Linked DNA regions of Homo sapiens: all the other regions are linked to region 3. A link is a contact called in ENCODE Hi-C data. All regions are on one chromosome and are shown on one strand. The core of a region is the stretch at or near the end of the contact, and the rest is flanking DNA. Distances in the headings are between cores, read along the strand shown.

Region 1 (2,700 bases), core at 1-2,500, 2.3 Mb before region 3:
TAGCCACCCCCGACCCGGCCGGCGCCCCGGCGCCCCCGCTCCCGGGGCCCGCACGGATCTCGGGGCCTTCCCCCCAAGTCGGGCGGGGTCTCGTGGGGTCCCCGCCCGGGGCGCCTGGCCCTCGACCCGGCCGCCGCACCCACCTCGGAAGTTCTTGATGACCAGCTTCTTGGAGCCGCCCGCGCCCCCCGGCTTGGCGGGCGCGGCGGCCAGGGCCGCGGGCTTGGTGAGGCCGTTGGTGCGGCCCACGAGCGCCGAGAAGCTGCCCTTCCGCGGGGCCTCGTCCGCCATGGCTGGGCCGGAACCGCCGCGCCCCGCCCCGAGCGCCGCCGCCCGCCGAGCTCCGCTCCGCCCGCCCCGGTCCGCGCGGCCTCCGCCCCGTCCTCCTCGCGCGCCCCGCCCCGCCCCGCCCGCGTGCCCGAGCCCAACCGCCGCCGCGCCCGGCTACTCCTGAGGGCTTAGGAACGCGCGCCGGGAATCCCTCCTGAGGGATCGGACTCCCCCTAAGAGATTCGGACACCCCCTCCTGGCTCGAGGGCGCGCGCCGGGACTCCCGTCCTGAGGGATCGGGACCCTCACCCCCGGCTCCGGGGGGCGCACCGAGACCCTGCCCCCAGGGCTCCGGGCACCCCCTCCTGGCTCGGGGATGCGTGCCGCGGGCACCCCTCCTGAGGGGATCGGGAGCCGGGACACCCTCCTGAGGGCCCCGGGGCGCGCGCCTCCTGAGGGCTCGGCACCCCCACCCCGGGCGTGAGACCACCTCGAGGGCTCAGGGGTGCGCGCCGGGACGTGCCCTAACTCCTGCAGGCTCGGGAGCGCGCGGCGGAGGCACCTTATGAGAGCTCGGGAGCGCGCGCCATGTCCCTCCCCCTCCCCCTCCTCGGGCGCGCGCGCCCCGAGGCCCTGGCCCAGCCAGGCGCGGAGGGTCCTCCGCGGCCTGGTTTTCACAAGGGGCAGACGAAGGGTCAGCGCAGTGAAAGGCAGTTTAGCCGTGGGGCTGTCCTCGCCACTGGACCCCAAACCCCTCAGCCCGGGCGGGCCCGAACACACAATCAGAGCCGCTGGCGTCCCGGCTGAGAGGACGGGGCCCCGGCAGAAAGACCCCGGGCCCCCTCAGCCCGAGCGCGTCGCCGAGCCGGTCCCCAGGTTCTCCCTCCGGAACCAACCTGCGCACCCGCGGCGGGGCCGGGGGCGCCAGGACCCAGACGGACCGAGGGCCGGAAGTGACGCCAGCTGGCCCGCTTGAGGCGTAGGGGGTGGCGCTCTCCGTTCGGCGGCGCTCCCATGGCGCACATTACCATTAACCAGTACCTGCAGCAGGTGGGTCCTAGCCGGGGAGCGCGCGGCGGCGTGGTTGGCCCTCGGCGTGTTCCGTGTGTCCCCTCCTGCCTTGGACCCTCAGGCCTTTTCCTTTCCCGCCTCGCCACCCTTCTTCCGTTCGGGTCCCCGGCGGGCAGCCGCGCGAGCCGAACAGCGGCGGCCGGGACTCGGGAAGGCGGCCCGAGTTCTCCCCTGCAGGGCCGCCGTGGGGGCCGGGCGGTGTCCGTGGATCGCGGAGTCGTCGCGGTGTAAGTAGACGCGGCGGTCCCAGGTCGCTGCCCTCACTTGCTGGCACGTGTGGCCGCGCTCCCAGGCGGTCCGAAGGGCCTGCGGGCCACGCCGAGGGCCCGCTGTGGGCGGTGCTGTGTCGGATGGACGCTGTTTCCCAGCAGGATGCGGGATGAATTCGGGGACTCCAGGAGGCGATGGAGGAGTAAGCGCGAGGCTGTGGCCGTGCTGCAGGCCGGGCTCGTGCCCCTCGTCCTCGCTGTCGTTTAACGCCCTTCACTCTCCGAGCACAATGCACACTTCATATCGCTCGGTACATGCGTCTGACAGATGTTGTTCAACAGCTTGTAAGTAGCAGAAGCACAGTTAAAAGATGGACACTTGTAAAGATTCAACGCATATTCTTTCCACTAAACTATGCCTGTCTTCAGAACCAGCACTGTGGTAACAGGGATAGGAAATATAGGGAATGGATTTTTAAAATATTTGAAGGAAACATTACCAAGACGTGGTGAATAAGAATGGGTGGGCTGAGGGACACGGAGGAGTTAAGAATGATTCCCAGGCTTGTAATCTGGGAAAAAGATGAATAGAGTGGATTTGGAGGGAGAAATAAAGTTTTGGGCATGTTGAGTTTGAGGTGTCTGTTGACAACTGGGTAAAGATACGTACTTGATAGCTGAAAAGTCTGACATGATTGGGCCCAGCAGTTGCTTGGTTAATTGAGAAAACTGGTTAAAACAGGAATCACGAAGAAATGGATGTATGTTTTTAACTTAAAACATGAAAGTATACATTCACTTGCCAATTTTTTTTTTACACCACTTACCTCAAGTTCTATACTTGCCAATCTTTTGATGTAAGCCCAGGGCCTTTTCTTTAGGCTGTGTCTGTTTTGGCCTAATCTTAGCAGACTTAACATTTTCCAATATCAGTTTATTTAAAGTTAAACAAGGATATAGGCATTTAAGAACCAATTTGATACGATTATCTTTAGAATTTTCTTAATCTTTTACAATTTTTCCCCCATACCTAATTATTTTTTTAACAAACTCAAGTGAGCCTTTTAAAAACATACAACTTAGCTTATAGAGAAACAACTGTTTCCTTTTGCATTCATATTTCATTGATGAGCTTAAAAGTACATAACTA
Region 2 (2,700 bases), core at 97-2,596, 2.4 Mb before region 3:
AGAGTTTTACAGCTGGATGGGACTGAGGGATTTAAAGAAGTCAAGGCAGATGTGTACAGGAGTGTATTTCTATATCTACTTAACTCACACACACTCCCCCAGCTTGATTCTACATCACCTTTCAGATCCTGGCATTTAAGATAATCTTCTCATATTACGGGGGAGGGCGGCGGGGGGAGGAGGTGAAAGAATAGTGTTGGCGGGGGGCAATCCGGACTGTCTTAAAGAGACAGCACACATCCTCTTATTAAGACAATAAATGAGAACGAAATTCACTAGTCAATACAATATTGAGCACCTACTGCCCATCTGAGCTCTATAAACTGACAGAAGAGAAGGGTGCTTCCCCACGTGTTCCCTGGTCCCGCATTTCGGCCTACAGGAACGGCGCTCTTTAAACTACTTACTAGACATGAACATTGCCACCGTGAGTCTGAGGCCAGCTTTCCCTCATCTTGTCTACTACGGAATCTTGTGAAATCCCAAAGATAACTTTAAAAATTATTTTAACATACATGTGAATTCACAATAACATAAATACACTCGCATCTCCTCCACACCGCTGAAAGAGGAGAAAGGTTCAAGTACAAAGGTGGGGAATGCTCGCACCGGCTTCTCCCTGTCCTGGGTGAAATCCATGTTGGGAAGAGCTTGATCTAGGTCACCCACCCGGGAGCTGAGACCACAGACGTCCCTGCCACCTTCGGCGGCGCAGCCTCGTCTAGATCTCACCGCCTCAACTTGCCAGGAAACTTAACGACCTGAAAGCACCAGACCGCCGAGCAAGCCATCGGAAGTTCCCTTTCGCACTCACCACCACAGAAAAACTGAGTTCAGTGAGACAGACCTTAGAGGAGCCAGGTCCTGGGATGAGACCTCCTGGTCCCCCAAGCACCTGCCATTGAGCTCCGCTCCGACCCTACGACCCCGAGAGAAACACCCGCCCGCGGGCAGAGCCGGCCGGGACCAGGAGCAGTGGGTGCGGGGCGACCCGCGGGACAACGACCCGGCAGTCCCCCGCCCTCAAGACCCAGGGACCTCGGCTCCGCCCGGTCCCGCCGCTCCCAGGCCCCGCCTCGACCCCCTCACCGAGCAGCAGCAACAGCAGTAGCAGCAGCAGGGGTCGCCGGGCGCTGCCGGGGGCCGCCATGGCGCGAGGCGGCCGGGTACGGTGCGGGGAGCGGGGGCGCGGGCGGCGGTTGGGCCGCGGACTGCCGGGCGCTGCGGTGGCGGGGCGCGGGCGCCAAGGGCTGGCGTTAGAGACAGCGGCGTTACCAGACGCAAGAGGCCCGGCCACTGCGACGCCGGCACGAAGAAGACACCGCGGCCGGCAGCGCTTGTCACGTGAGCTGCGCCGCGCCCGGGCGTCACGTGATCCCGCGGGTCTCGCGAGAGCGCGCGCGTCGAGCGCCGGCGGCTCGGCTCCCCGCAGGTGCGGCAGCTTCCAGCACCGCGCGCCCCCTCACGCGTGATGCAGGCCGACACGTGACCCGCAGCGGCACGTGACCCGCAGCGGCACGTGACCCTGGACCCACGTGACCCGGCCTGGTCCGGGGGACTGGGGCCGAGCCGAGGTCCTGAAACGGGAAGTGGGCTGGGTTCGCGGAAAAGGAAGAGGAAGAGTAGTGGCGGGAGAAAGTGAGGAAAGAGGAAGCCCGCGAGGGGAGAAAGGGCAGACGGATCGCGGACGCCCAGGCCTCCCTTCAGCCTGCGAGGCGTCCCAAACGCGGGCTCTTTATGGACAGGAGGGTGGTGTGGGTGGCAGCGCGGGTGACCGGCCGGGTGCGCGGCCAGGGATGGGCGAAGGGTTTGTCTTTTGGTGAGTGGGAAGCAAGTTCCTCACACAGGGAGGCCACTGTGCCCAAACTCTTGAGTGGTTTTAGGAAGGAAATAAGGGATCTGAAATGGGTCAGTGCGGCCTTCCGCTCGTTAATCGCGGGCTGAGGGAAGACGGCACCAGGCTGCCCAAGGTGAAGGTGAAGGTGCGATGGCGATACTCTTTGGCTTACAGAAAGTTCCTGTCGAGCACTTTGTTTTTTTTTTTGAGACGGAGTCTCGCTCTGTCGCCCAGGCTGGAGTGCAGTGGCGCGATCTCGGCTCGCTGTAACCTCCGCCTCCCGGGTTCAAGCGATTCTCTTGCCTCAGCCTCCCAAGTAGCTGGGATTACAGGCGTGCGCCACCACGCCCGGCTGATTTTGTATGTTGAGTAGAGACGGGGTTTCACCAGTTGGCCAGGCTGGTCTCGAACTCCTGACCTCAAGCAATCCACCCGCCTCGGCCTCCCAAAGTGCTGAGATTACAGCCCTGAGCCACGGCGCCTGGCTCCTGCATTTTAGAAGTCTGAAGATGCTCTGTTTTTTGGCTTGTCATCATATAGGATTTATGGCCTTTTGTTAAAATACTATTTAATTAAGGCCCCTACGCTACTGCTTTGTATAAAGCACCCGTCGCATAAGTACCTACATCTTAGAAAAAGATTTAATCTTACATTTCAAAAGGCATCATAGCAACGGGGACTGGATGTGCACCTAGTTAATAGAGACAGCACTCAGCCAGATAAAGACAGGACCAGGCACTCACTATCAGTCCTCACCAGAGGACTGTGACCTTAAAAAGGGCGGGATTTGACCAATTCAACACTGGCATTTTGATAGACCCCACCTTGCTGTCACTTGTGCTTAGCACCCTGCATCTGCTGCC
Region 3 (2,700 bases), core at 56-2,555:
ACATCTAATTGCCTTGTTCAATTTGTGACGTAGAATTTTGCAAAAAGGAAGTTTACACAGCGAAAAACTATATATACAAATGAAATAAAATACATGATTTAAAAAGACCGCATATTTAGAAGCAAAGGAAATATTCATAAACATTGTGGTTATTCCTCAATAGTGAAATTACTGATGCTTTCATAATCAGAATAAAATTACATATGTAATAAAGTCCGTGATACTGTCATTCAAAATAGGGGATTTGGTACTCCCTTACATTTATACAGTTCTCAACAAAAAGCCTTTTATTGTTTGCTCTGTCTGGTCTTCTCGCTTATCTCTTAAACTTGCAAACGTATAGTCCTAGCCCACCGCACTCGGTTCCGAAGAAGGCGTCCCTCGGACAAAACCGAGGAATCTGTCCTGCTCTGTAAGGAACTAGGGCTTGCTGATTCCCAGATTTTAACGAGAATCCCTGCTCCCCGTAGGCGCTCCATAAATTTTTACTGGACAACTTCACCGCGCGCTACTGGGCCTCCGGGAGACCCGTGACTCCCACCCGCTCTGGGCGCGGGCCCGCAGAGCCTCAACCCGCGCCCCCGGCAGCCGGGATTCCCCGCCCGGACCGGCTCCCAGGCTGGAAACATCATGGTCCGCACCCGGGGCGCAGCCGAGACCCACCGCGCCGGAGGCCCCGGGACCCGCTCAGACCGCTGCTTGGCCACTCTACGCCCCTGAGCCCCCCACACAGCCAGCCCCGTGACCTCCGAGCCCCGTGACCTCCGAGCCCCGTGACCTCCAAGCCCCGGAAGCCGCTGTAGGCAGCGGCCCAGCCAGGCCCCGCCCCCTCCACCGGAGCTCCACGCGTCAATTCCAGCCAGGCCCCGCCCCCGGCCGCCCCAGGCGTGGACCCAAGCCAGGCCCCGCCCTCTGCCTGGCTACTCCAGGCGCCCACCGCCCCAGGCGTCCTCTAGCCCAAGCCCAATGCCCGGCTGCTCCAGACGTCGACAGCCCCATGCCCCGCCTCCTAATCGGCTGCTGCTGGCGTCCTCTGGTCCAGGCTCCGCTCCCTACCCGGCTGCTCCAGGCATCCTCTAGGCTAGACCCCGCCACCTACCGGCCGCTCCAGGCGTCCGCAGCTCCAAGCCCCGCCCTCCGCCCGGCTGCTCCAGGCGGCCTCCGGCTCAAGCCCCGCCCCCTGCCCGGCGGCTCCAGAGGTCCGCGGCTCCAGGCCCCGACCCCTGCCCGGCTGCACAAGGCGTCCTCTGGGCCAGGCCCCGCCCCCAGCCCGGCCGCTCCAGGCCCCGCCCCGCCCCCTCTGTGCGCGCTCCGCTCGGCAGCCTGTGGGACGCGACCGCGGCGCTAGTCTCGTTCCTTTGTGCTGCGGCGGCGGCTTCTCGAGTCCTCCCCGACGCGTCCTCTAGGCCAGCGAGCCCCGCGCTCTCCGGTGACGGACCATGTCGGCGGCGGGAGCGGGCGCGGGCGTAGAGGCGGGCTTCTCCAGCGAGGAGCTGCTCTCGCTCCGTTTCCCGCTGCACCGCGCCTGCCGCGACGGGGACCTGGCCACGCTCTGCTCGCTGCTGCAGCAGACACCCCACGCCCACCTGGCCTCTGAGGACTCCTTCTATGGCTGGACGCCCGTGCACTGGGCCGCGCATTTCGGCAAGGTGGGTGCGAACGCTTTAAGGCGCCATTTTCCCCGGCTGTCCAGTGGGAGTCGGGGAAAGCGGGTCTGAGGTGCGGGGGACGTGGGGCGTGCCGGGATCGCGGGGCGGAAGCGGGATCGACGGCGCCTGTGCCCCGAGGGGCCTAGGGCGCCTGTGCGGCAGCGCTCGCGGCCCGGAGTCGCGGCGGGGCAGCCGGGGGGCGCGGGGCGGAAGCGAGGTCGGTGGCGCCTGCGTCCGGAGGGGCCTAGGGCGCATGTGCGGCGGCGCGCGTAGCAAGTTTCTAACAAGGCGGGCTCCAAGGGTCCCGGCGCCTGTTGGCCGGATCCTGTGCGAGCGCGCGCGCGCGCGGATGGTGCGGGGCCCTCCAGGCCGGGCCGGAGGCGCGAGCGATTTCGCAGAGCCGGGTATTAGGCCGCGAAGTCGCCCAGGCGGCTTCCGGGGAGCCGAGCTGGGGTCAGAGGCGCGCGGGGAATGCCCGGGCGCGGTCGACCTTCTGGTTCCGCACAGCCTCGCCAGTAGCCGAGGGCCGCGCTGCGGACGAGCTCAGCCGAGGAGCAAGCGCCCCGGCGGGACTGGAAGGCCCCGGCAGCTGTGTGGGATGGAGGCCGGCTCTCCAGCTTCTGGGTTTGCTTTAAGGCTTGTAGCTGGCCCCGCTTCAGCAAAATTAGTGACGGCTGTGTTTATCTTGGATCTAAATTACTGCAGAAGTGGTTAAATTAAGCAGAATTCTCTTCCCGTGGAGGCTTTACGTTCCCCTCTTTTTTCTTAAACTGAAAATTCTGGGGGAACACAGTGCTGCTTTAAGGTTTTAAAAGGTTGGATAGCTACCGTTTCCTCATCTGTGAAGTCGTTGGGGTACTTGCTCTCAGAAATCTTAAATAAGATTTCACCGTGCATTTCAGAAGTGACTGGTTTTAATTAATATTTCTTAATTCACTGAAATTCAGGGATGTGTATAGTGTTTTTCTCGTAAGTGATGAGATGGGGTTAAATGGTTTTGCAGAAATATGTGAGAGGTAATGTGAAATAAGTTACTTTAAGAAGGCCTGGC
Region 4 (2,700 bases), core at 161-2,660, 2.6 Mb before region 3:
GGTTTTGCAAGGTGCTACCATTGGAGAAAACAGGGCAAAGGCACTCTGTAGGATTTCTCTGTATTACTCCTTACAACTTCATGTGATCTACAACCATCTCAAAATAAAAAGGTTTTCAAATTCTACCTAAGACCAGGTGCGGTGGTTAATGCCACTGCTGTATTACGACACAATTATCTGTATTCCCAGCGCTCTGGGAGGCTGAGGTGGGCGAACTGCTTGAGGTCAGGAGTTGGAGATCATCCTGGGCAACACAGCAAGACCCTGTCTCTATTAAAAATGAAATAATTAGCCGGGCGTGATGCTCCCTGTGGCCCCAGCTCCTGGGGAGGCTGAGGCGGGAGAATCGCTTGAGCCTTGACCAGCCACTGCACTCCAGCCTGGGCGACAGCAAAACTCTGTCTCAACAACCACAAAAAAGCTTTAGAATATTTAAGTCAAGCCTGTAGGAGAAAAAAACTACAAATATTTCACAAGTAATCCAATCATTAAGACACTCCTTTTGAAAAAGCCGGTAAATAAGATAAATTTGGAAGACAGAATAATCAGAAAAACAGGCAGTGAATAGGGACCCGATACGCAGCGGTCTTGCTTCCCCCGCGCAGGCGTCCACACCCTGGGTCATGGACACCGTGAGGAGCCGTTAGGAGTCACAGGAGGGGGGCCAGGGACAGGGCTGCATCTCTGCGGCCGGCCCTGGAGGCCCCGAGTCCACCCGGGCGGCCAGGGTGGGAACGCAGGTTCCATTCCAGGTTAGAACGTGGGCCTCAGCGAAGAGCGCCTAGGCAAGGCCTGGAGGAGCGGGACCCCAGGCCACACAGACCACCCGACCCCGGGAGACAATACCTGCAAGAAAAGGGGAGCCCCGAGGAGAGAGAGAGGGGAGGTGAGCCCCAGGGAGGGAGAGAGAGGAGGGGAGCCCCAGGGAGGGAGGGAAGGAAGGAAGGGGACCCCTGGGAAGGGAAGAAGGGAATGGGAGCCCCGGGGAGGGAGAGAGGGGAGCCCCAGGGAGGGAGGGAAGGAAGGAAGGGGACCCTTGGGAAGGGAAGAAGGGAAGGTGAGCCCCGGGGAGGGAGAGAGGGGAGGGGAGCCCCAGGGAGGGAGGGAAGGAAGGGGACCCCGGGAAAGAGCCCCGGATGGACGGGCCTGGTGCTCACCGGGACGCAGGGATCCGCGCCCGCCCGTCCGGCCCGAGCATCACCGTTCCGCGGCCTGGGCCGGGCTCTGAGGCGCCAGGACCCGAGGGGCGGAGGGGGACGCTGTCTCCCGCCTCGGAGCGCAGCGCCGGAGGGCTTCCTTGCATCCCTTCCCAGGCGGGACCAGGGAGGCCGGGAGGCCGGGAGTCCGGGAGGGAGCGGCCGCCGCCCTGCCCAGCACCGCCCCCGCTCAGCCAAGCCGACCCGGACTCCCGCCCAGCCGCAGTCACTGCCCCCTTTAAGAGGCGGGGCGTGGGCGGGTCCCGTCGGCCGCGGGCGGCGAGCACTTCCTGGCCGGCGTGGGGCCTGGCAGCCGCAGGCTGGCGTTGGACCCCGCAGGGGCGAGCCAAGGCCCTCGCAGAGGGCTGGACGCGCAGGGGCTGTGGGGCGCGAGCTCCCGTGGGCCCCCGGGCGGCGCTGAGCATGCCGGGAGTGGGAGTCCCCGCGGCCGGCTCCCGGCACTGCCCCGGAGCCGAGGGCCGCGGCCGTCCGAGGACGAGGGCGGAGCCGCCGCCGCGCCTGCGCAGAAGGCCGGGGCCGGCCAGAAGCGGGCGGCGCGGGGGAGATGGTAGGTGGCCCGGCGTCGCCTCTGCCCGTCGGGGTCGGGGTCGGGGTCGGGCCCCAAGGTCGGCGCAGGCGGCGCGCTGGATGTGGGAGGCCGAGCCCAGCGAGCTGCGCGGGGCGTTCCGCGTGGATCCGAGGGAGGAACGCGCCGCGGGCCCGCGAGCCGGAGCGGTGGCGTCGGAGGCGCGGGACCGCGGGGAGCGCGGGTTTGACCCGGAGCCGCGAGGGACGACCGGGAGTGAGCGGAGGGCGGGGGCCGGGAGGAACTGTAGGGGCCTTGGGGCAGGGGCCGGGGCCGAGCGGGAACCCAGGCCGGGGGCTTCCCAGGGCGGCTTCGAAACGGGCAGTCGAGGCGGGCGAGGGCTCGGCTGCTCCTGCGGGCGTCTGTGCAGATGCTGAGGCTGTTGACCAAAACAGCGCAAGGAAGGAATCCGCGAGAAGCTCAGATTCGCGGGGGAGGCCCTGCTGCCGGGAGGGGAGGGAGAGGCACAGCGGGGCCCTAGCGCGGGCTCTAGCCGGGAGCTGTAGCGTGGCTGTAGGTGTGCATCTGTGGAGCTGGTAGAGTTCCGCAGCGCAGGAGGGAGGCTGCTGGAGGTGCACATCAGTTACTTTGAAATGTGGTGGAAATGGTGATGGATGGGATTTATTCAGTCCACATCGGTTCAGAGGCCAGCAAGGTGCTGCTGGGTGTGACTGGTGCTGGGCCAGGCATGATCTTGGCGTTGAGGGAGTTGATGCCCCAGCAGGGGAGACAGGCACCAGATGCACAATTGTTTGACCACAGTTGGGACAAAGGCTAAGGCACGGGTTCCAGGAACTTGTAGGATGCGGCTGTGGGAGTGGTGTCAGATGCTGAGGGTGTGAGTTGAACTGTGGAGAATTTCTCTGGAAATTAGCCAGAGAAAAAGTGAGGTTCCGGGGCAGCCAGCCGTGTGCGGCT

Evidence for each region. Hi-C counts contacts between places; a loop is a spot of excess contacts on that map. Pooled maps may share reads with other maps.
Region 1: a loop to region 3 is called in a map of ovary, with 16 times the contacts of the local background. The contact joins the promoter of PCID2 here to the promoter of ANKRD10 in region 3. A Hi-C loop is called at or near these places in 1 of 168 maps with a recorded cell type or tissue (ovary), 4 of 37 single-sample maps with no recorded cell type and 17 of 50 pooled maps.
Region 2: a map of naive thymus-derived CD4-positive, alpha-beta T cell shows a loop between it and region 3 (13-fold over the local background). The contact joins the promoter of LAMP1 here to the promoter of ANKRD10 in region 3. A Hi-C loop is called at or near these places in 1 of 168 maps with a recorded cell type or tissue (naive thymus-derived CD4-positive, alpha-beta T cell), 2 of 37 single-sample maps with no recorded cell type and 11 of 50 pooled maps.
Region 4: a pooled map shows a loop between it and region 3 (20-fold over the local background). The contact joins the promoter of SLC9D1 here to the promoter of ANKRD10 in region 3. A Hi-C loop is called at or near these places in 5 of 37 single-sample maps with no recorded cell type and 10 of 50 pooled maps.

The regions. Positions count from the first base shown.
Region 1 is chr13:113,207,219-113,209,918 of GRCh38, reverse strand. It overlaps PCID2 (PCI domain containing 2), which reads left to right and starts at 1,250. Exons shown (of 14, transcript NM_001127202.4): 1 at 1,250-1,320. The coding sequence starts at 1,285. It overlaps CUL4A (cullin 4A), which reads right to left and starts at 306. Exons shown (of 20, transcript NM_001008895.4): 1 at 144-306. The coding sequence starts at 291. RefSeq lists silencers at 1-50, 111-440, 541-810, 1,071-1,360 and enhancers at 895-1,544, 1,545-2,195.
Region 2 is chr13:113,295,885-113,298,584 of GRCh38, reverse strand. It overlaps LAMP1 (lysosomal associated membrane protein 1), which reads right to left and starts at 1,346. Exons shown (of 9, transcript NM_005561.4): 1 at 1,090-1,346. The coding sequence starts at 1,150. RefSeq lists an enhancer at 526-705 and a silencer at 936-1,215.
Region 3 is chr13:110,913,674-110,916,373 of GRCh38, reverse strand. It overlaps ANKRD10 (ankyrin repeat domain 10), which reads left to right and starts at 1,305. Exons shown (of 6, transcript NM_017664.4): 1 at 1,305-1,649. The coding sequence starts at 1,440. RefSeq lists silencers at 464-623, 754-1,413, 1,684-2,053 and enhancers at 1-665, 2,164-2,293, 2,017-2,693.
Region 4 is chr13:113,489,731-113,492,430 of GRCh38, reverse strand. SLC9D1 (solute carrier family 9 member D1) reads right to left here and starts at 1,410. Exons shown (of 13, transcript NM_017905.6): 1 at 1,158-1,410. DCUN1D2 (defective in cullin neddylation 1 domain containing 2) reads left to right here and starts at 1,720. Exons shown (of 7, transcript NM_001014283.2): 1 at 1,720-1,764. The coding sequence starts at 1,762. RefSeq lists a silencer at 1,100-2,019 and an enhancer at 2,250-2,549.